Regions from separate parts of the Homo sapiens genome. Here region 2 is linked to region 1. Evidence: chromatin loops called from intact Hi-C (ENCODE). Cell type or tissue: MCF 10A. All regions are shown on one strand. Each heading gives the region's core, and the rest is flanking DNA. Links, peaks and the distances in the headings are about the cores only.

Evidence for each region. Peaks named below come from ENCODE experiments on the same cell type or tissue, not always from the same donor. Only the 100,000 strongest peaks of a DNase experiment are listed, where the experiment ranks them.
Region 2: it touches region 1 in a loop (6-fold over the local background); 1 of 110 quality-filtered maps calls a loop at or near these places.

The regions. Positions count from the first base shown.
Region 1 is chr9:8,889,662-8,900,108 of GRCh38, forward strand. The region is part of intron 11 of PTPRD (protein tyrosine phosphatase receptor type D); the gene reads right to left. Among named protein-coding and RNA genes, the nearest start is that of PTPRD-AS1, 37 kb to the left of the region's middle. In MCF 10A, for the core only: a CTCF peak has its summit at 6,280; no DNase peak of the experiment used is centred there.
Region 2 is chr9:8,362,296-8,372,742 of GRCh38, forward strand. The region is part of intron 39 of PTPRD (protein tyrosine phosphatase receptor type D); the gene reads right to left. Among named protein-coding and RNA genes, the nearest start is that of PTPRD-AS1, 490 kb to the right of the region's middle. In MCF 10A, for the core only: no CTCF peak of the experiment used is centred there; a DNase peak (open chromatin) is centred at 4,446.

The DNA.
Region 1 (10,447 bases), core at 3,786-7,785:
CCTTTGCATACTCATAGCTTAGCTCCTACTTAAAAGTGAGAACATAAGATATTTGGTTTCCCATTCCTGAGTTACTTCACTTAGAATAATGGTCTCTAACTCAATCCAGGTTGCGTGAATGTCATTATTTCATTTGTTTTATGGCTGAGTAGTATTCCATGGTGTATATATACCACATTTTCTTTATCCACTTGTTGGTTGATAGGCATTTGGGTTGGTTCCATATTTTTGCAATTGCAAATTGTGCTGCTATAAACATGCATGTGCAAGTGTCTCTTTCATATAATGACTCCTTTTCCTCTGGGTAGATACCCAGTAGTGGGATTGCTGGATCAAATGGTAATTCTGCTTTCAGTTATTTAAGGAACCTCCACACTGTTTTCCATAGTGGTTGTACTAGTTTGCATTCCCTCCAGTAGTGTAAAAGTGTTCCCTTTTCACAGTGCCTATATTTGAATTAGATATATGATCAAAATAAATATATGTCAGAATATTCTCATCAAAAATATATAAATATCTAACTTGGCATGTATGCCCTTTATCAAGGGCTACAATAAAAGACTTGCATAGCAATTCAAATGAAATGGATTGAGAATGAAAAATACAGAAGGGTAACATTACCTAGATACATCAGGAAACAGTTTCTTTTCCAGGCTTAATGTGCTAGGAAGTAAGAGATACTACTGTTTTCCATCTCACATTTCTATCTGGATGTGTACAAGTGTAAGAAACTATTGGCCTCAGGCAAGAATCTTGTCACCTCTCATAAATTCATAGTGCTTCCCCTTGTCTCCGCCTGAAGACTTGCAAGTGACACAGAACCATTCACCAGCTAGACTTCATCTTTTGGGTCAGGACTGAATCAATGTGGTTAGAAAAAGTGTATGTTAAACAAAAGGTAGCCTGGACCTTTGCATGGAAAGATCTTTATTTTAATGTACTTATTAGACAGCTATTTTCAGATTCCCTTAAATATATCCATTCCTAGAACAAATTTTCTTCCTATTTTGTGGTATATTTTACTTTTCTCTCCTTTGAGAGAGTCTTGTCTTCCATACCACTGTAGGCAAGCAGATAATCTATCTGCTATTTATACAGTACATCTATTTTTCCAAAAGCATTGGTCTCTAGGAAGCAAGGTGCTATTATAATTGCCTATTTTCATTTGTTACTTCATCATGAAAGCAGGCTAAAAATGAGGGCGTGAGAAGGCCACGTTCAGCAGCTGCCTGTCTCAAAGAGGAAATGGGCAAAAGAGGCCTTTTCAGTCATAGACCAGGTTCAGCTGCCTTTTAGGATTACTGATGAGGTAAGCTTTATCATTTTAAAGTGTAAGTAAGTCATGGGGTTTTTGAAGTGAATTGTATCACTTTAAAAATAAGGATCAAGGTCTTTGGAAAATCAATTAGCCCCTGTATTTGAACAGATGGGATACATACACCTCTCTCAGAACTTCTGTGCTTTGAATTAATCTAATTTTTTTTTTTTTTGAGACTGAGTCTCCCTCTGTTACCCAGGCTGGAGTGCAGTGGTGCGATCTCCACTCACTGCAAGCTCCGCCTCCCGGGTTCAGGCCATCCTCCTGCCTCAGCCTCCCGAGTAGCTGGGACTACAGGCACCCGCCACCACGCCTGGCTAATTTTTGTATTTTTAGTAGAGACGGAGTTTCACCGTGTTAGCCAGGATGGTCTCAATCTCCTGACCTCGTGATCCGCCCGCCTCGGCCTCCCAAAGTGCTGGGATTACAGGCGTGAGACACCGTGCCTGGTCAATCTAATTTTTTTTTTTTTTTAAGGTAAGCGTTCTTTAACATACGTGGAAAAGAGTGATCTTTAAAAAACAATGCTAATACATTAAAGAGCCATTTGTTATATGCACAAGTTAGCAGCGTACAATTTGATACAAAATTAGCAACTGATAATTCTGAAAAACAGCAATTTCTTCTTACTAGGAAAGCCACACAATGGCCTGAATTCTTCTCCCTGCAATGGACGCAGCGATGGAGGCAGGATATACTCATACACCTGACATGGCAAAATTGGGCCAAGTAGTATGTTAATGGTGCCCTTTGTCATGAGTAAATGCATTGAAAACATTTATTAGGAATTGCCACAGAGTTCTAGGAACCACTGGAAGCAAAATAAAGTCATTCTGTGACTGCTTAAAATCACCTTGGGAATCCCAGCAGTCGTGGAGTTGGGCAGATTTAGGTGATCTAAATCAACGTCTATGTCTCTTGTATAAGACTTAATTTTATCTCTGCTTTTCTGAGTGGGCTAAAAATCCTTGTGATTATCTTCCCCTTCTTAACGTCCCCTTATGAATGCTTGTTTTCTTCTTATTCGTTCACATACTCTCCCCTTTCTACTCCCTCCCTTCCTGCTTTTCTTTTCTCTGTGCTTGAGGTTTGGGAGATGAAAGGAAAGAAACAGAATTCCACTCCGGGCTTCTTCTGATCCTCTGCTGACCCCAGCCCTAACAGCATGGGAGAGTTCAGTATGACTAACTCCTCCATCCACGCTGCTTTTCCTCAGCTTGTGATGGAAATTTTGTTCAGACCAGTGTAGAACTCCTTGGATTCTGGCATATGACTTCTCTAGCAGGGAGTAGGCCATTTGTGCCGATGGATATGGGGAGTCAGTGCAGGAGGAAAGAGGACCTTTCTTCATCATCACAGACTCTGAACCACTATGTTAGAACTGGAAGGGACTCCACAGAAATCCTTGCCCAATTTATTTATTCATGCCACAAACATTTTCCAAGAATCTGTGTTAAGCACTGGGGATGCAGAAATATAAATCCTTTAGAATCTCTCTTATTATGGATAAATATAATAATAATACAAAGTTGAATATATATATATGTGTGTGTATATATATGTGTGTATATATGTGTGTATATATGTGTGTATATATATGTGTGTATATATATGTGTATATATATGTGTGTATATATATGTGTATATATATGTGTGTATATATATGTGTATATATATGAGTGTATATATATGTGTATATATATATGAGTGTATATATATATATGTGTGCGTATATGTGTATATATATATATATGTATGTATATATATAGACAAAGTTCTACGGAAGCTCAGAAGAAAGAACCACTAGTTCCAAGGTTGAGAGGAGGGAAGATTTTACCAAGTAGTGGACATGCAAAGGCCCAGAGAAATAAAAGCACACAGATAATTCACTGAAGGAAGGAAGTGTGAGAGTATAGGCATGAAGTCTATGGAAGTGAAATAAGATAAAGACAATAAAGTGAGTCATGAAATTAAGATGTCATTGATAATCTTGACGTCCATGTTGGTGGAATAGTTGAATCCAACTATAGTGAGACATCAGGATATGAGAAGAAAAACTAAGTTTTCTAAGAAGTTTGATGGTGGATAAGAGATGAACAGTTTAGACATTTAATTAGGATGCTGAGTAAAGGAAAAAAATATATATGATAGAAGACATTTGAAGAGTTTTGTTTTGTTTTGCAAATAGGAACGGACCAAGAGAGAAAAAAATCTGATGGGACAAGAGAGGTTAAAACAGAAGCATGTTCCTGGAGATAATAAGGAAAAGATGTGAACAGATTATCATTTAATGGATTAGCATTGTATTGGGCAGCAGCCACCTTTCATTATCAGGAGACAGAAAGAGATAAAAATCTGTGTTGCCACCTGCAAAATACGAAGGGAGAGTAGAGAAGGGAGCTGAGTGTGGAAAACAAAAGGCTTGTAGAGAAACAGAAAGCGAAGTGACCAAGAAAGGACCATGATGCTCAAGCTCAACATTTCCAGTAATCAGAGAAACACCATTTCACTCTCAGAAAATTGACAAAACCCAACAATCCGCAAGCAAACAAATAGCAATCTGACAATTTCAAGTGTTGGCAAGTGTGTGGAGCAGTGAGAGCTCTTATGGCTTTTTGCTACACCTGCTTTGAGAGCACTTTGGCACAATGTGGTAAAGATGCAATCATACTTCCAGGTATGCAGTGGGGGACCTCTTATGCATGTGCACAAGGAAGATATAACCTAAGTGGCCATCAATAAGATACACATTTGAAAATGTGGTATATTAATTGGGCCACTCTTCAGAAGTTAAAATGGACTAGGGATGCATCTATCAAAGTGGAAACACATTTATGACACAATGTTGAGGGAAGAAAAGCTCGCTGTAGAATGGTATGAATGGTAAGGAACTATTTATGAAAAATTCAAATCCCACAGAACAATTTTATATATCATTAATGAATACATCTGCATATGTGGAAGTAAAAAAAAATAGACAAGAAAAGATATACAGCTCAAACATATTGTATCTCTCACATTGTATTTTGTAAAGCACACCCGAAGATACGCACACAATGGAATATCAGGCAGCAATAAGAATAACCAATCTAGGCCAGGTGCGGTGGCTCATGCCTGTAATCCCAGCACTTTTGGAGGCCAAGGCGGGTGGATCACCTGAGGTCAGGAGTTTGAGACTAGCCTGGCTAATGTGGTAAAACCCTGTTTCTACTAAAAATACAAAAAAATAGCCAGGTGTGGTAATGCGTGCCTGTAATCCCAGCTACTCAGGAGGCTGAGGCAGGATTATTGCTTGAACCTGGGAGGCAGAGGTTTCAGTGAGCCAACATCACCCCACTGCATTCTAGCTTGGGCAACAAGAGTGAGACTCCATCTCAAAAAAAAAAAAAAAAAAAAGTCTGCAACTGCATGCGACTGTATGGATAAACCTTGCAAATATAAGGTTGGGCAAATGAAACCAGACACTGACAAATACATATTGCATGATTTATATAAAAACAAAAGTCCATGTATCCTGATAGGAGTCAGAATGTGGGGGTTGGGGGGTGCTTAGAAACTGTAAGTGGGTATAGATGTGGTCATACATGATGCTTGTAATGTCCTATATTTTTATCTAATTTTTGGTTGCACAGGTGTTTTCAACTTATGAAAAGTCATTAAACTGTACACTTAGTAAATATTTAGTAAACTGAACGTATGCTATATTGCAACAAAGTGTGTGAAAATGCCATTTGAAAAAGGAAAGTAGTTTTGGGGTAAAACGGCGTATTAACATTTATTTACTCTTGGTTGATGGGCTTATAGTTGTTTTTATGATATGTCCTTGTTGTTAATTTAGAATATTTCATCACAAAAAAGGAACACAGGAACCAACTTAAATTAAGAATTACAAATAGTAGATGGCACCAATCAACAGAGAGAGAGACAACACACAATTTGGAGCCCAGAGAGCCCAAGAGATCTGCTTGTGGCAAAACCGAAAAAGGAATCAAGTCTCTTCACTTCTCACTGCAATGCAGTGCTGTCTTTTGCATATATATTGTCACAAGCTTTATCTTTTCACTTTTTACTTTGGAAACTGATTCAACTTCTGCCTTTAAGTCTTGTGCAGTACTCTTACACTGTGTTAGTAACTATATTAATTACCAATTAAAGAACTTTGCAACCCTCCTAGCAGCTGTAGATATTTTTAAACATGGGGATTTGAGCTAGTTGAAAGAATGACAATGTTTCCTTTTCTGCTTTTCAGACTTTCCCCAAAGCCTCTATGAGACTATTTTATAAGATACACCAGGATAAGATCAAAGCCCTTCCAAGAGGGTCTGGCATTCTCTATCTTTTTGGTTGCCAAAATAAAAACATAAGTCAAATTCAACACTATTAATGGATAATATGTTCCCACTCTCTCTGTCCTTTTGAAAAAGAGACTGAGAGTTTTACTTTGGAAATTCAGTGATAGTGAGTTTGATTTTAAATACACCAAAGAGTTGGAAACTATCTTTTAGATAATAGAACTTTCAAACAGTGTGGAAGATTTTTCAGGGAAGTCCAACAGACTTCAACTCACTATGAATAAATAAAATCGAGAATAAAATGTCCTTTGTAGCATGCTTTCTCCTCTCCCCGATATGTGTGCAATTCCTGTGCCCTGCATTCGCTTTTTAATGCTCAGATAATCCCAGGTTTTTAATCCATGTCACTTCAGCATGTCACACTTGATTGCAGAATTTGGGGAAGACAATGAGTGCTGCTGAAATGTGAGACACTCCTCCAGACTTTAGTTTACTGTGTAAAGACAGGTAGGAAGAGCCTTCTAGATTTAACTCTCATATATCATAAAGCTAAAGCAACGAGAAAACTATACATTTCACATTAAAGTTGGGCATTTCTCTTCAGAGAGAAGTTGAGCCGAATAGCACTTGTTAATTCCGAGGTTCAGCACACTCCTAGGAGCCTGTTAATATTTGCTGCCCCCTGTAGTTTGCTCTTGTAAAAATCCTTAAAAAATCAAGAGAGCTATTTAAAACTCCAGTTGCTCTTTTAAATCTGACACACTTGTGGAATTTCATTTCCTATCTTTTTTCAGTCCAACTCCACACATCAGAGTGTTGACATGGGGCAAGACAAGGGAATACTACTGTGAGCAGTAGTGATTTCATTTAAGTGAATAAACTGGGGGAAATGATTGCCTTTTAAACATGCAGACTATATTGCACGGAGAAAGCCTGCTCACATAAATATAATTTTCTTTAAAAAGGCAGAGGAAGCTTCTGTTAATTGAACTACTTTCTCAATTTCCTATTGCCTTCAGAATTGGTTATGGACATGATTTCCATTGTCTCCAATCACAATAGCTTCTAATAACATTAAGCTTAAAATAATACAGAAGAACAGGACAGACTTGTGGTTTGTTCATTTGCTGAAACTAATATAGATGGCAGAAATTTTACCCAAGCTTAAAATAGCATAAAATAGCATATAGAACACAAAAGTCAACACTGGCTCAATGATGAATGAAATTTCATTATAAAGAATCACAACCTAACATCTAATTTTAGTAAAAATTTTGGAACTAGTTATTGCCACAAACAAATGCTGGGGCAGAAGATAATAAAACTGTTTACTTTATCAATAGATTAATGAAGAGGAGTAGGTAATTCTGAGATAATATCATCCCATAGTCTGTGTGACTTGAATAGTTTCAGGTTTAATTTCATGATTCAATTGGCCTGCATATACGTAACTCCCAGAAAGATTATAGATGAGTGCAATTAATTTGTACAGTGCTAAAGCTTCCCACAGGCACATAAAACATTCCCTTTAGTTCCTTTAGAGTTAATATTACAGATTCAGGTTATTTTTCATCAGAAATGAATCCCAAAGTTGATAATTCCAATCAAATTGGTAAAAATAAAAGCATACCTACAGTTGCTTTGAGATCAAGAAAGAGAACTGTAGATTAGTTCTAATTTTATATAGGTAACTGAAGTGAATAAATGCCTCTTTCTAAAAAGATAAAAACAAATTAAAGGCTTTTGATAGGAGAAACTTTAATATATCTACAATACTGTGAAATACATCAGGATAAATTATGTTTGCTGATGATCATTTTCATTATGAAACTCTTACAATATAGCCATAATATTTCATTTTGTTGAGGTAGAGACAGAGGCCAAAATCTATCAATCAAGGAATATTTATTAAATGCCTGTGGGTTCCCTGCTGAAGGGAATATCGAACAAGCGTAAGTTGTAGACACTCATCTCAAGGTACATGCAGACTGACTCATAGCTAAATGAGTGAAAAGACAATAAGCATAAGAGAAGTTTACAAAGAGATGTTTTTTTTTCGTAGCATGGTCAGAAGGTATGGATTGAGCTGGGCTGGAATTTAGATAAGAAGACAGATGTGCAGGTTGAAGGGATCAGAAAGTGCTTCTGAGGGTTGATACACTAAGTGAAGCTTTGAGGTAAGCTACCACATAGTGATGGTGTCTGGCTAAAAGCAGACACAGAGAATGTGTGGAAGATTTTGAACCTGGACCTAGAGAGTTTTGATATCCCCAGAGAGGGCCTTCGCCATGAGCTGTCTGCACCAGTAAAACAACACAGACAAGGATTTCTTAGTGGGACATACCTCCAGGGGAACCCAGGACTCAGTACCAACCTGAACAATGCTTTCAGGGTACCCTGATGGAAAGACCTGGCCAGAAGTAAAGAGCCTCCTCTGGGAATCTGGTAAAGACGTTGGCAACCTGAGATATGGGGGGCACACAGCTGGAAAGAATGCTGAGTTGGATAAACATTTGATTCCTTGTCACTTTCTTACTGTGTGAACTTCAGGATTGGCACCAAACTTCTCTGGCACTCCAACTCTTTATTTACAGAGTGAGGATTAGTAACACCCCATCTGCCTATATCATGGAACCTTAGCGAAAAGCAAATGAGATAATATGGCAAAAGTACTTTGTAAACTGTAAGATGCTACATAATTAAAGATTTGCATCAACATTCATGACACATTTTCTCTGATTCATTAGCTGAAATATGGTCACCATTAACCTTCTTCCACTCTTCCCTATTAATTCATTTCCATTTCTCACTTCTCTGCCCTAGACACTCTCTTTCCTGAAAGTTTCCCCTCCTCATCCCTTGTCAGTCTTCTCATGCCCTCAACTCTTATGTATGATTTGTAGGACATTATCCATTTTTACTCATATTCTCTTTTATATAAGGATGTGTGCCTCTCAGTGGCATTATCAACTCTGAGAGAAAATGAACTTTTTTTTTTCTTTTAAAATAACTATCTGAGAGCCCCAGGAATCTCCTATACTTGGAAGCAAAGAGTTGGGGATAGAGGGGAAGGAGAAGAAAACTGAAAGTTTGGTGATGGTGGCAGAGGAAAACCTAAGTACAAACTGACCCCATCCCAGGTAGCCTGACTGTTCTCTCATTCTACTCTTGGTGATTATTTATACAATGTAGGTGGCAATCCAGATTTCTATTTTATATGGATTGAATTGAATAACTACAAAATAATAATGAGTTAATAAAAGTATTGCATTACATTTTACATATATAAAATAGCATTCAAAAACTAAATTAAAATACAGAGGTTGAGTGAGATTTTATATTTTCTACATCAACTACTTTAATTGAGTATCTAATCCATAAGACTTGGCACGAATAAGATCTCAATGCAACTTTTTTCAAACCTCAGGAAACAGCTTAATTTTTCCCCCACTGATGACAAATATTGTTCAATTATTACTAACACTGGTATGATGGGACAGAATTTGGAGGACCATGCATATCAGACAGAGAAGTCATCTGTGAAAGGTCATATTAAGTAGGGGAAATAAAGTGATAGATTTTATTTTTTAACAAGACATGTTTGTTTTATATATAAAAAGACTATTTTCATGTTTCAATCAACTCACTGACAAAAGCAAAAATATAACTAGGAAGGCAAATAGGCAATAATGGAACATAAGTGGAGTATTTTAATAAAAGTGACTTCATGAAAATTTGTCATTTTGGATTATCTGCATCAGTGATCCACCTATCAAATGTCTCCCTTCATAAATTTCTGTATCAGATAATTTTTTCTCTCTTAAAGAGAGCTGCAGAGCTAACGGAGAACCAGGCAAGATAAAAAAAAGATTGTTTATCTGCTGGGCAGGGCTTATAAAGCCATCTTGCATTTGCTACAGAGGCCTAATCCAAGAGCACCGTAATTATCATTTCTGAACCTGGGTCCCTCAACTGGCATTTCTCCTTTGACTTACAACACCTGAAAACTAAAGGTAGCATGCCCTCTTTAACAAAAGTGAGTTGAACATAATGGACTCTGTGTTCCCGTATTTTTAAAATTGACTGTGTTCTCAAACATTAATTCAAGCAGTTGCACAATTCAAGGGATGGGATTGTGTCTCCGCATTTTTGTTGTTCAACTAGAGATCGGCATATCTCCCAGCTATGAGTATGCATAAACAGCAACTGCAGGTAATACTTGGATGGTGTCAGAAAGGTCTCAAAGCAGAAATTTTCTGGAAAAGTGCACTAAACAGATTGTTTCCATTTTTGCTCCCCCCATCCTGCAAGTGGTAGCTGTTTCATGGCAAGGAGCAGTTGTGGGAAGGTTGTTGAGGGTGGTTTTAAAGGAAACAGCCTGTGTTTAGACTGGAGTAGTTGCCTGGAACCCACAAAAGTGAACGTTTCTCCTTTCACTTGCATTTGCAATGTGTCACAATGGGGATTGCTAAATTTCGCCCAGATGCTAGTATATGCATGTTTTAGGTATCCTTGTGGGTGAGTGCTTGGCAGTCGGCATGTTGCCTTTGAGAGTAGAGTAAAATGAGAGAAGTTCATCCGGTTAAAATCTAGACATTCAAAGAGCAACAAGTATTTGTTAAAGTTTTTAGAATGGGAGCAGATAAACGATTTGGAAACATGAATCTTTGTGGAAAAACAAATCCAAATTATTCCAAACATGCTTGAACACATCTTCTTTTTGAGATCATTTTTCTTTCTTAAATTTTTTACTAAAATCTTTGGTCAGTGTAGATGTGTATCAAAACTGCATTGTCAAGCTGAGTAATGGACTATTCTATTCAACGACTGTTGGTCA
Region 2 (10,447 bases), core at 2,441-6,440, 530 kb before region 1:
TGTACCCTACAAACCAATAAGTTTGAGTTTAATTGAACCAAGATAGCAAATGGATTTCAGACTATAGTACCTCAGAGAAAATAGTCTGAAACCAGGTCAATCATTTTCAGACACACGAAAGAGGGATGAAATATTAACCATAGATTGTAGAGGAGGATTTTTGTGGTTTGTAACATGATTGGTTATGGTTTTTCAAATCTAAGTAGCAAGCATGAGTCCAGACTGAGAAAGCCTCTGCCCAATTGATTAGAATTGGAGTTGGTTCAGGTTGACAAAGTGAGAGTTTAGGATGTGAAGAATGACTGACCACCTATAAACCAAAATTTGGACTGAAGTTGTTTCTTCAAAGAAACAGATTTCTAGAAAACCAATCACCATCATCATAATCATCATCAGAGTAAACAAGCATTTAATCTATCTGATTTTATCCAGTTTTCCTCTGAGAAGATGCCATTGGCAAATGACCAGACTGTTCTCTACCTTTCTACAGAGCTATAACTTCAGTCAAGTGAGTGACTTGCACAAGATCATACAGTTTTATCCAATATCTCTTATTTTTCTACATTTCTACAATTATCATTTTTTTGATCCTGAAAGCTAAGTATGTAGTGAAAGTCATGGAATTCAGAGTTGTTTTTATTAAGACACACTTAAAATGAAGATTTAAAGATCCAGGAGCTTGATTTATCAGTTTAACATTTTAAAATTGCCTACTATATATGCAATTGCCTACTGCTTTAGGAAGTATTTGATTTTTACTAGGGTTTTTGAGCATGTGTAAAACATAGATTATATCTGGAGACCATTCGTGGTCTCTGTTTGTCCATACAAAAATCCAACAACCCTAGCTCTTGATAAAATTTGGAGGCTTACCATTGTGACCATTTGAGGTTGCATCTTATATACATTTATCTTCTGCATTCATTTACAGTATTCACTCTTAGCTTGGAGGACAGTATAATTTAAAAAACCCAGCATCTTCAAATAATCTGTATTTAGACAACACATAGGTCAAATCTCAATATAAGCTCTGCTTCAGTGACAAGGAGGAGCCTTACCGCAGTGAAGGGAAAAATCACAGAAAAAGGCACTCCAATTCACAACTCTTCTATACACATCTAGGGGTAGTTAGGGATTCAAGAGGAAAAAGCAAATCAACCAGGTGAAAATGGCAACAACAACAAAAAAGATCAGGTGGCTGTTCTGAAAAAAATTAAAAGGCCCTTTTTCCTCCTCTCTTACCTATTTTATAGATTGACCAAAAAACCCTCAGTTTGGGTTGTACTTGGGGGTTTTGCTCTTCTCATCCAGTCCTGTGAAGGAAATTCACATTGCACTTAACTGGGTGATCAGAATAGAGCAGTGAGAAAGAAATTAATAAGCCTTTGCAGGCTGACCAATGTCCTATTGGGGCTCAAAAGTTTGATGGGATAACTTGGAAGGTCCAGCAACTTAGGAGAGTTTGAAGACAGACAGCCCCCACCCCCAGCTATGTTTTGTATCCAAAAAGAAATTTTTGCTAGCTGAATTCATCATCATTTACTTTGTCCTCAGCACAGAGACTGCTTGCATATGCAAGCTTTTATTTCAAAAGGGATTCTCTTCTGATTTTGGTGTCACTTTATACATTTCTGTAACAAGAAATTCTCTCGGCAGCTGTACTTATGTTAGAAACACAAATGTACCTTATTAATGCCAGTTATCAAGGCAAAGGGTTTGAAAATACTTGCTAAACATTTGTTTATTTATATACAATATTTCAGAGTTTTACACAGCTAAATACTGGCATATAACAAACACTGTGAGTGTGTGAAAGAAATATAAATGATTCCAGCAGATGGCATGGTCAGAAGCAAAGGGTTTGCAAGTGCAAGAAATAGCACAAATCCAAATTGAGAAATCTGAATGGCTGTAATTGTAACACATCTACAATGGAATCAAGAAGGTCATTTACATTACGTTAAGAAATACAGAAGCAGAGTCTTATATAAGCGTGTTACACAAAATGGAGATTTGGCACATGGGTTATCATTGGACAGTGTACCACACACAGTTTTTATTTCGGTTCCAGCAGAAAAACAATATTGACAAATTTCTTTCTCTCTTTGCTTCCTACTTTATCGAATAGAAGAGGTAACAATAGCATCTGCTGCAGCTGGCTGGAGCCTGAGATGAGGAAATTGTAGCTGATGGGCCTCCCAAGCATATCGACACTAAAAAGCTCATGCTACAGCCACGGCACAGCCAGGCTAGCACTCCAACGGGAGCGGCAGATACACAAGGCAGCCACTGTGAACCAGAGCAGGGCCTGCCAAGACAGCATGTCAAGTAATTTTTAGTGGCCTGAAGTGGTTTCCACCATCACAGCTCCAGGCACTGCCGCAAGGCAGGACAAGTTTATCTATCTCTGACATCTTCTCCATCTCCCTTTGGCATCGCTCTACGATTTTCTGCTGCGGTAGCCTCACTGACCAAATTGGTACCCAGTGCATTCAGGGTGCTCCCTGGCTACCCATCAGCCTTTCTTCCCATTATTCATGGGCTTGAAGATCTGGGATGCTTAATTGGGTCTAATGTGTCAAAATTACCTACTCCAATCATCTTGGTGTCAAACATAACACTTCCTCTCAATATACAGGTGCTTTCTGGTTATTTTCCTAATGCATCTAGAAAATGTTAAGGGACCCTTTAATCAAATTGATTTGAACAAAATTTTAAGGACCATACTGCAGTGGAAAACATACTAGACCCGCAGTCTGAAGACTTGAGTCCAGCAGAAGCCTATGGGAAAGCTGTCAACCTCATTGGCCTAATTTTGTTTTCTCAACTCAACTCTGAAATTTAAAAAAAAAATTAAAAAAAGAGAAGGCTGCAGGAGGGGAAGTGGTCTGAGAGTCTGGAAATGTCCCTTCCACGGCTATGATTCACTGTGAATGAATCATAGTCCTGTTTCTGAGTTCAAAAAGAGGCCCACTAGCCCCAGTAAATCTTGAATTACAGGAAGATGTAAAGAAAATATTTTTGAGTTAGGATGTAAGGAGAGTTAAGAGCACAAGTTTCTCCTACCCACAAGCTAATATTTTACCAGAAGTAATCAGGTAGCAGTTATGAAATGCATTTTTGAGAATGGACTTTTTTCCTACTTTCTTACCTATTTCACATACTATTCATAAACCCTGTATTTTGGGGTCAGCTTAGGGGGCTTGGCTCCTCTCATCGAGCCTGGGGAGGGAAATTCACATTGTATTTAGCCAGGCTGATGAGCATGGAGAGCAGAGTTCCACCAATCCAGTAAATAAGGTTCAGCAATGTGGCACTCAGAGGTAGAATAAATGAGGTCATAAATGAGTTGTTGTTTTCCCATCCAAAGGTGGAGTATGCTTCCCCATTCCTTGAATCTGGAATGGCCCCTGACTTGTTTTAAACCAAGGAATGCAGCAAAAGCAATTGTCTCAAAAGGCCTTGTAGCTTCCCCTTTGATGTCCTCAGAACCCTGAGCCCACTGGACCAGGATGAAAAGCCTTGGGGAGAAAGAGAGACCCCATTTGGCTTTCCCAGCCCTTCAAGCTGACTGAGAAAAAGAGCTCAGGAGAGATAGGCAGAAGATCCATGTCCTGCCCCAAGTCAACCCACAGACTTGCGAGAAAAAACAAATTACTGTGGTTTTAAGCCACAGTGTTTTGGGTTGGTATTTGTAGGTAGCAATGCTAACTGACAGACATACCCTCCGTTCTGCCAACTCCTGTGGCACACAGGTGTACCAGAAACAGAAATACGGTTATAGTATTTTAAAATATGATTCAATGCTCAACACCAAAACAAATGAACAAAAACAGAGAGAAAAGAAATATTCTCAAAATAATCATAATTCTCATCATCCTCTCCCTTTCAGACATTAAATGAAATTTGAGCAAGAGCAAGTGGCTGTTTACCATTGGAATGGAAGAGCCACAGTTAATCCTGACTCATTTTATCTAGTTCTTTTTTTAATATACTAGAGATATGACAAACCATACACTCAGCAAGCACCACTGTGCACTGGTGAAACACTTAACTGCTGCCTCTCCCTTGATGAACTGCAATGTAGAGAAGAATTTTGGGGGGAAGTGGAAGAGGTATTGAGGGAGGTGAGATGGGAAGAGACAGAAAAAGCAAGACTGCTCATGTCCCTTGGAAGAAAGTAGACAAAAACAAAAAATGAAAAATATTTAAGTTTTTCATAAGCAACTCATCTTTGGTAAATTTCTGTGATTTAAAAATAAGTGTGCTGTCCCAGAAATCTGAACCCTCAAAAATCAAAGGGCAAAGAATTTCAGGAACCTGCAAGCTTGAGGAGGCAGTCTGACATTATGACTCACTTTCTTTCCATTCATCTCATCTGTTATCTTTGGCCTCCATTAAACAATGAGAAAGGGACAGTCACTAAGTCATATGCCACTTGAGGGCACTCCTGGGGCTTATTGTTTGGAACTGCCAAAATGCTGGACGTCATACCAAGTGTGAATACGAAGCAATGTGACTAATATCATAGCACAAAAGACTAGCATTTATCAACTCCAAAGAGCATGGCCCTTAAAACTAGCCACTTTGAGAGGACAAAGATTTAATGCAACGCTGCCATGGTGCAAAAATATTTTTGGAACTCCTTCTTGGCAGTAGAGTTAAACGCCTACGGCCTGTTCTTTTGAATCCAGTAATGGTGGCACATCTTTGTCCTTGAAAGTGGATTTATTTATTTATTTTTCTAGTGCCAAGAGATACCTGGAGCCAAGCGTATGGTTTGTATGGTTGGTGACCAAGGTAAGAAACACTATTAGATTTCTTTTCAAGTAATGAGCCTAGTTCTCTGTATGCTTTAAAAGGTTATAATTAAAGTAAGTCTCACAAAGAAGTTCTCCAAATATTTAAAATAAGAGTTGCATTCAAATAAGCATTTTTTTTTTAAGTTAGAAGCTTTGAGGTGGGTTATCGTTTGGACCCAATAATTCTGCCAAAATTAAAAATTAGTTTTATTACCATAAGCAGTGGTTTTCATGTAGGGGCGATTTTATATCCAAGGGGACATTTGGCTATGCCTAGGACATGTTTTTATTGTAACAATGTGGGGGAAGGGAGGTGAGGGTGGTGAGCAAAGCCCAAGGACGCTGCTAAGCATCCTATAATGTATAGGACGGCTCTCATAGCCAAAATTCTACGATCTAAAATGTCCAAACTGCTGAGGTTAAGAAACCCTGCTTATAGAAACAATTGGTTCTAATAAGCAAAGCATTTATTTTAGTGCAATGATATAATTATAACAGTACTTAACACATTTTTCCGTGTTAAATATTCCAGTTGCCACCCATCTTCTATGTTAATGTATACATGCACATGTTTTCTACTCTTCTGAATCAACAATTACGTAGAACTCAAACTCACAGTCCAGAAAATATAATAGTATTCTTTGTGGACATTAACAGAGTCAATTTAAATAACTGTGAGGTAAAACAATAATTTTTAAAAGTCAGTAACTGTAAACATTTGTTGACTTCTTTCTATGTAACAGGCTAATGAATCACTTTACACGGCTCTTATTTAATCTTTAAAACCAATACTATGAAAGAAATACCACTATTATCCCCACGTTACTGATCAGGAAATTGAGTCTTAGAAAGATTGTTTAATGTGCTCGAGGTCACAGATGCAGTAAATAGTACAGCTAAGATTTGAACTCTGTTTGTTAGAACAATTTCAATTGCAGAGTTTTCACTACCATACAATGCTGGCCCCTAAGAGCAGCTCTATGTGCTAGGAGCCATCTCATTTGTAGGTTAGGGACAGTTCTACCCCCATTTGTAGGATACACATTGAGCAAAATGGAAAATGGCAGTATAATATACACATAGATCAGAAAGGGGGTTCTCCTTCTGATTCCGCTTACTAGTTAAGTACGTTTTCTTCAGCAAATCACTTAACTTCTCAGGGTCTCAATTTCCTTAGCTGGCGAGTGAGGAAAGTAATAATGCACATCTGCCACTCTTATCATAAACATCAAATAAAATAAGTGATGGGGAGATGCTCTGTAAACAGTCACTTACAACACAAAAGTGAGTTGGTTGCTATTCTTAGGCACGAAATGGGAACAGGATTGGTGATAGGTTCTCAGTTGCCCTTGAAGGAACCTTCATCAAATAGACCTGATATATGATTTTGAAGTTAGATAGTATTGTATTACTATTGGCCTCACCTCTCTTCCACTGCATTTATATCTATTATGCTTCTTTTCAAATAAATTCTGCATTTCATCAGGCAGCCAGAATGCTCTTCCTAGCACCTCAACTTCTCCATTTTGAGTTTTACACTTTATACCTACTGGGGACACTATGCAATTCCTTTTAATGCTTTTTTTTTTTTTTTTTTGGTTCCATTACTTTTAAACTATTTTGGCAGAAGGAAGATATTTTTCTATCATAGGACTGTGCCATCAACAGACTGAAGACCCAGCCTCCTGTTTTTAACACTATGTTGTTTCATAAACTACGCATTTGCTTCTTATACAGAATTATTGGTGTATGAAAACAGAATCTGGCATAATGGGTTCCACATGGCATAATTATTTTTCCTTACCTTAAAATGTTTCCATAAATAAGGACATAATTTGTACACTCCACCCATTCTTATCGAGATGTTGGCATTTTTAACAATCCTACCTTTCATCTACAGAAGGCTAGCATCTCCTATTCCGTAATTTACACATAAAGATAAACCCCAGGTTTAAGGAAAACATGGGTCTATGGTTCACGTTTGTCAGCATCTCAAAACTATCACATGCTTTGGCAATACTTGTGGTCTTTGATCTGAAGAGACATTTGAATGGAACATTAGAAGAAATAAAAATGGAATTTAGAATGAATGGTTAAAAATGTATTAAACAATTTTCCACAGCACTCTTAGCTTCTTTGGATCACAAGGTCTTTTGTTTTTATGCTCTTATGCAATGCTTTCCAAAATCTTTCTTTTGACTTTGAAAAGGCCATTTTCATCACTATTGGGTTGGGCTTAGGGGTACATGGTTATGCTATGAATATGGCCTACATAGTTTCCTGGTTGTGCTTCCATATGCAAAGTCAAAAAGTATTATGAAGATTGGAACTTAGGAGTTTTTACAACCCCAAACTGGCATCTGATTTTTTACTGGGCCATTTTAGTGGCCTGTTGGTGCTTCTAGGACCTTATTGCTCTCTATGTGGTATGCAGTCCCTATTCCTTCCAGTTCTGAAGAGTGGTTTGATTCTATGATTGTGATAGATTTAAGTGATACTCAGGAAGCTTATTTTATTTTCCTTGAGACTGTTTCACTTAGAAGATCAATTCAGGAGTTGTGATCTATCCCCTTTTCAATTTTTTTCATAAATAAATGTTTCTCTTATGAATAGAAAGTCTTCCTTTTGTCTTAAAAAGAGTTAATGTGACATAAGATTTAGTATCATGGGTCAAGGTTTTATAACTGATTCACTGAAATTACAGCTTTTTCCCAATGTATTCATTCTAGTATCATGGGTCAAGGTTTTATAACTGATTCACTGAAATTACAGCTTTTTCCCAATGTATTCATTCCTAACAAATGCAAATACTTAGAGCAAATCAGTTGTCATGTCCCTCTGGTACTAGAATATAGTCTTTATAGAATATGTGGTTTAGAATAAAGCCACAAATTATTCTATAAAACAACATAAGGAACAAGGCTCAAAAGTGGAACAAAACGGCCTTAGTTTCTAAGTGGAAGACTAAGACGATATAGGAAAATGTAATCCATGACCTCTTAAGAAAATCTCAGTTTAATAAATAGAAAGTTCTGCCCCAAAATCACATTTTATAAATAAGATAAAAACAATACTATATGTCTCTATTCATGCACTGCACATATATATATACACACACACACACACACACACACACACACATATATATATATGTGCTGTGAAGAGATAATGGCAAATATCTGACAACCTTTACACATGTGCAGTAAAGAGCTAAGTATAAGGGACTAGGTGGTCTCTGCAATACGAAGAGTAAGAACTGGATATAATGATGGGTAAACAGGCCATGGACTTTGAAATCAGGATGAAATGTATATGCTGTATGACCTTGAACAAATCACTTATTACCTCCCTGTGCGGAATGCTCTTTGCAAGCAAAATATACTATTTTCTGGATTAAATGACTGCTCAGTAATACTTGGAAAACAGTAATGGCTCCATGATTGGTAGCTATTGTGATTATTTATGTTCCAGTGATTAAAGAATGGAAAAGACTCACATGCTAGCAATTGCCTTTGATTTAGAAAGAGTGAAAGAAAGGCCAGAATATAGCAATGTGGTATGGAATCAGAAAGGAAGGAGTGGCTCATTCTGACCAGGTCACCAGGGAAGGCTTGACAGAGAAATCAGAGAAATGCCCCCAAAGGGACAGCAGAAAGGGGAGCTAAAAACCATCATGGGACCTAAAGTCTGGAGAATCTGCCTGATTTATAGGGCCATGCAACATGGGGAACATAATGGCCTTGCCACCACTAGTAGTATGAGCTCAGGCAAGCAAGCTGATCTTACCTGGCCTCTGCTGTTTTTTCTTCTGTGAAATGGGAGACTAAAATTACTCCTTGTAAATTACCACGGGAAGCGAAAAGCAGTAACACATATAAAGCACTTATGACAGGGCCTCTTCAGTTGGCAAGAAAGATTATTTGATGTTGAATAAGTGCTCAACTATCCTGAACTATTAGTATTGCTACAAAATGGGGAGCTATGTCTAAATTTAATCATGGAATAGATGGTATGTGGGAAAGAACATGAAATGTAGAGTGGTAGAAAAAGGAACTCAGAAATAGTTATAAGTAAGGCAAAGGCAATTTAAAAAGTAAGCTCTCATAAAGAAATACCCCAATATAAAGGGAAAAAAATATAGTCTCTAAGGTGAAAACACAAACCAAAAAAATCAGTCCAGCCTTGAAACTCTTACTATTTTTGTAAAAATTACTAAAATGCCATATGTAATTCAACAAACTTGGACAAGCAATTATTGAGTGCTTACTAAGGTGTAAGAGCTGGGGGTAAAAATGTACATAAGCCATGACTCATGCCTTCTGAGATCTCAAGGTACGTATGATCTGCACACATATAGCTAAACTTGCACAGTGTGAACCTATTCTATGAGAATTTACAGAATATTTAATTCTTCCTGTGGGAAGATAAATGGGGAATAAGCTTAAAATGTTTCTCCAGAGTTACAACTCAAATGTCTACAAGATAAAGCAATGTCATAAATGTGTGTAAAACAATAGGGAGTGGGAAGGGTTTGCAAAACTGGATAGTGCATTCCAGCTTAAAGAAATTCATGCTCAAATTTTAAAAAAATTATCGTGTATATCAACAAAACTATCTGAAGCCAGTTTGCAACCTCTGCAATACAAATAGAAAATGCTATTTAAGTTGGATTATGCATCAAGGTTGAACACCATCAGGTAGAGAAGGGGAATTGTTGAAATTCTAGACCAGATAAATATCTTTGGCTGAGATCCAGAGATGAAGATATTTGGAATGTGTAGCTATCAGAAGATGGCCCAAGGAGTCAACAATGAGGTGCGAAGGGTGAGATCAGCCTAAATTACAAAGGGGCATGAATGCAATGATAAGCAGTTCACACCTCATCTTGAAGGCATCAAGGACAATGGCATTAAGTTCCTTTAACAGCATCATTTTAAGAGTTGAAAGGTTTCTCAGGTCTTTATACAAACAGATGTATTATTATAAATGATCCTCTCTAACACATAGCATCAACATGTTCTCTCTCACTGAGAAAAGTCTCATGGGATTGCCATAGTAGAAAATATGTACATTTGAAAAAATCCATTCATTTAATGATTTGGATGTTTATAAACATCTGTTATTTAATAAAATGGATGGCTCAGGTTACGTAGATGATATCCAAATTCATGTTGAATTTTTCTTCTCAGAGTTCTAAATATACACACAGCTTTTAAAAGGTACTCAGTAATGAATAATTATTAATAATTTAAAATTACTGCATACTTCTATATGCCATGCACTGTCTCAAGTGCTTTATATGTATCTATTTTATGTCATCTTACTTAATTTTTATAAAATTCTCATTGCTATAGCGTTATCCCATTTTACAGGTGAAGAAACAGAGATTAAATAATTTGTCCAAAGGCATACAGCCAGTAAGTAAACAAGCTGACATTTTACTTAGGCAGTCTATCTCTCCAGAGTGTGTACTCTCAATGTTGAGATTCTATGCTCTGTATGAACTGATAGATAACTAGAGTTGGCCTTTCCTTGCTTGCCTGTTTGAACTAGACCTTCTTTCTTTTAGAAATCTGGTAGACTCTGTCCTCCTTGACCTTCCAAGGCCTTGTCTGCGCTTGTTGCACTAGGCTATCCCTAAAATT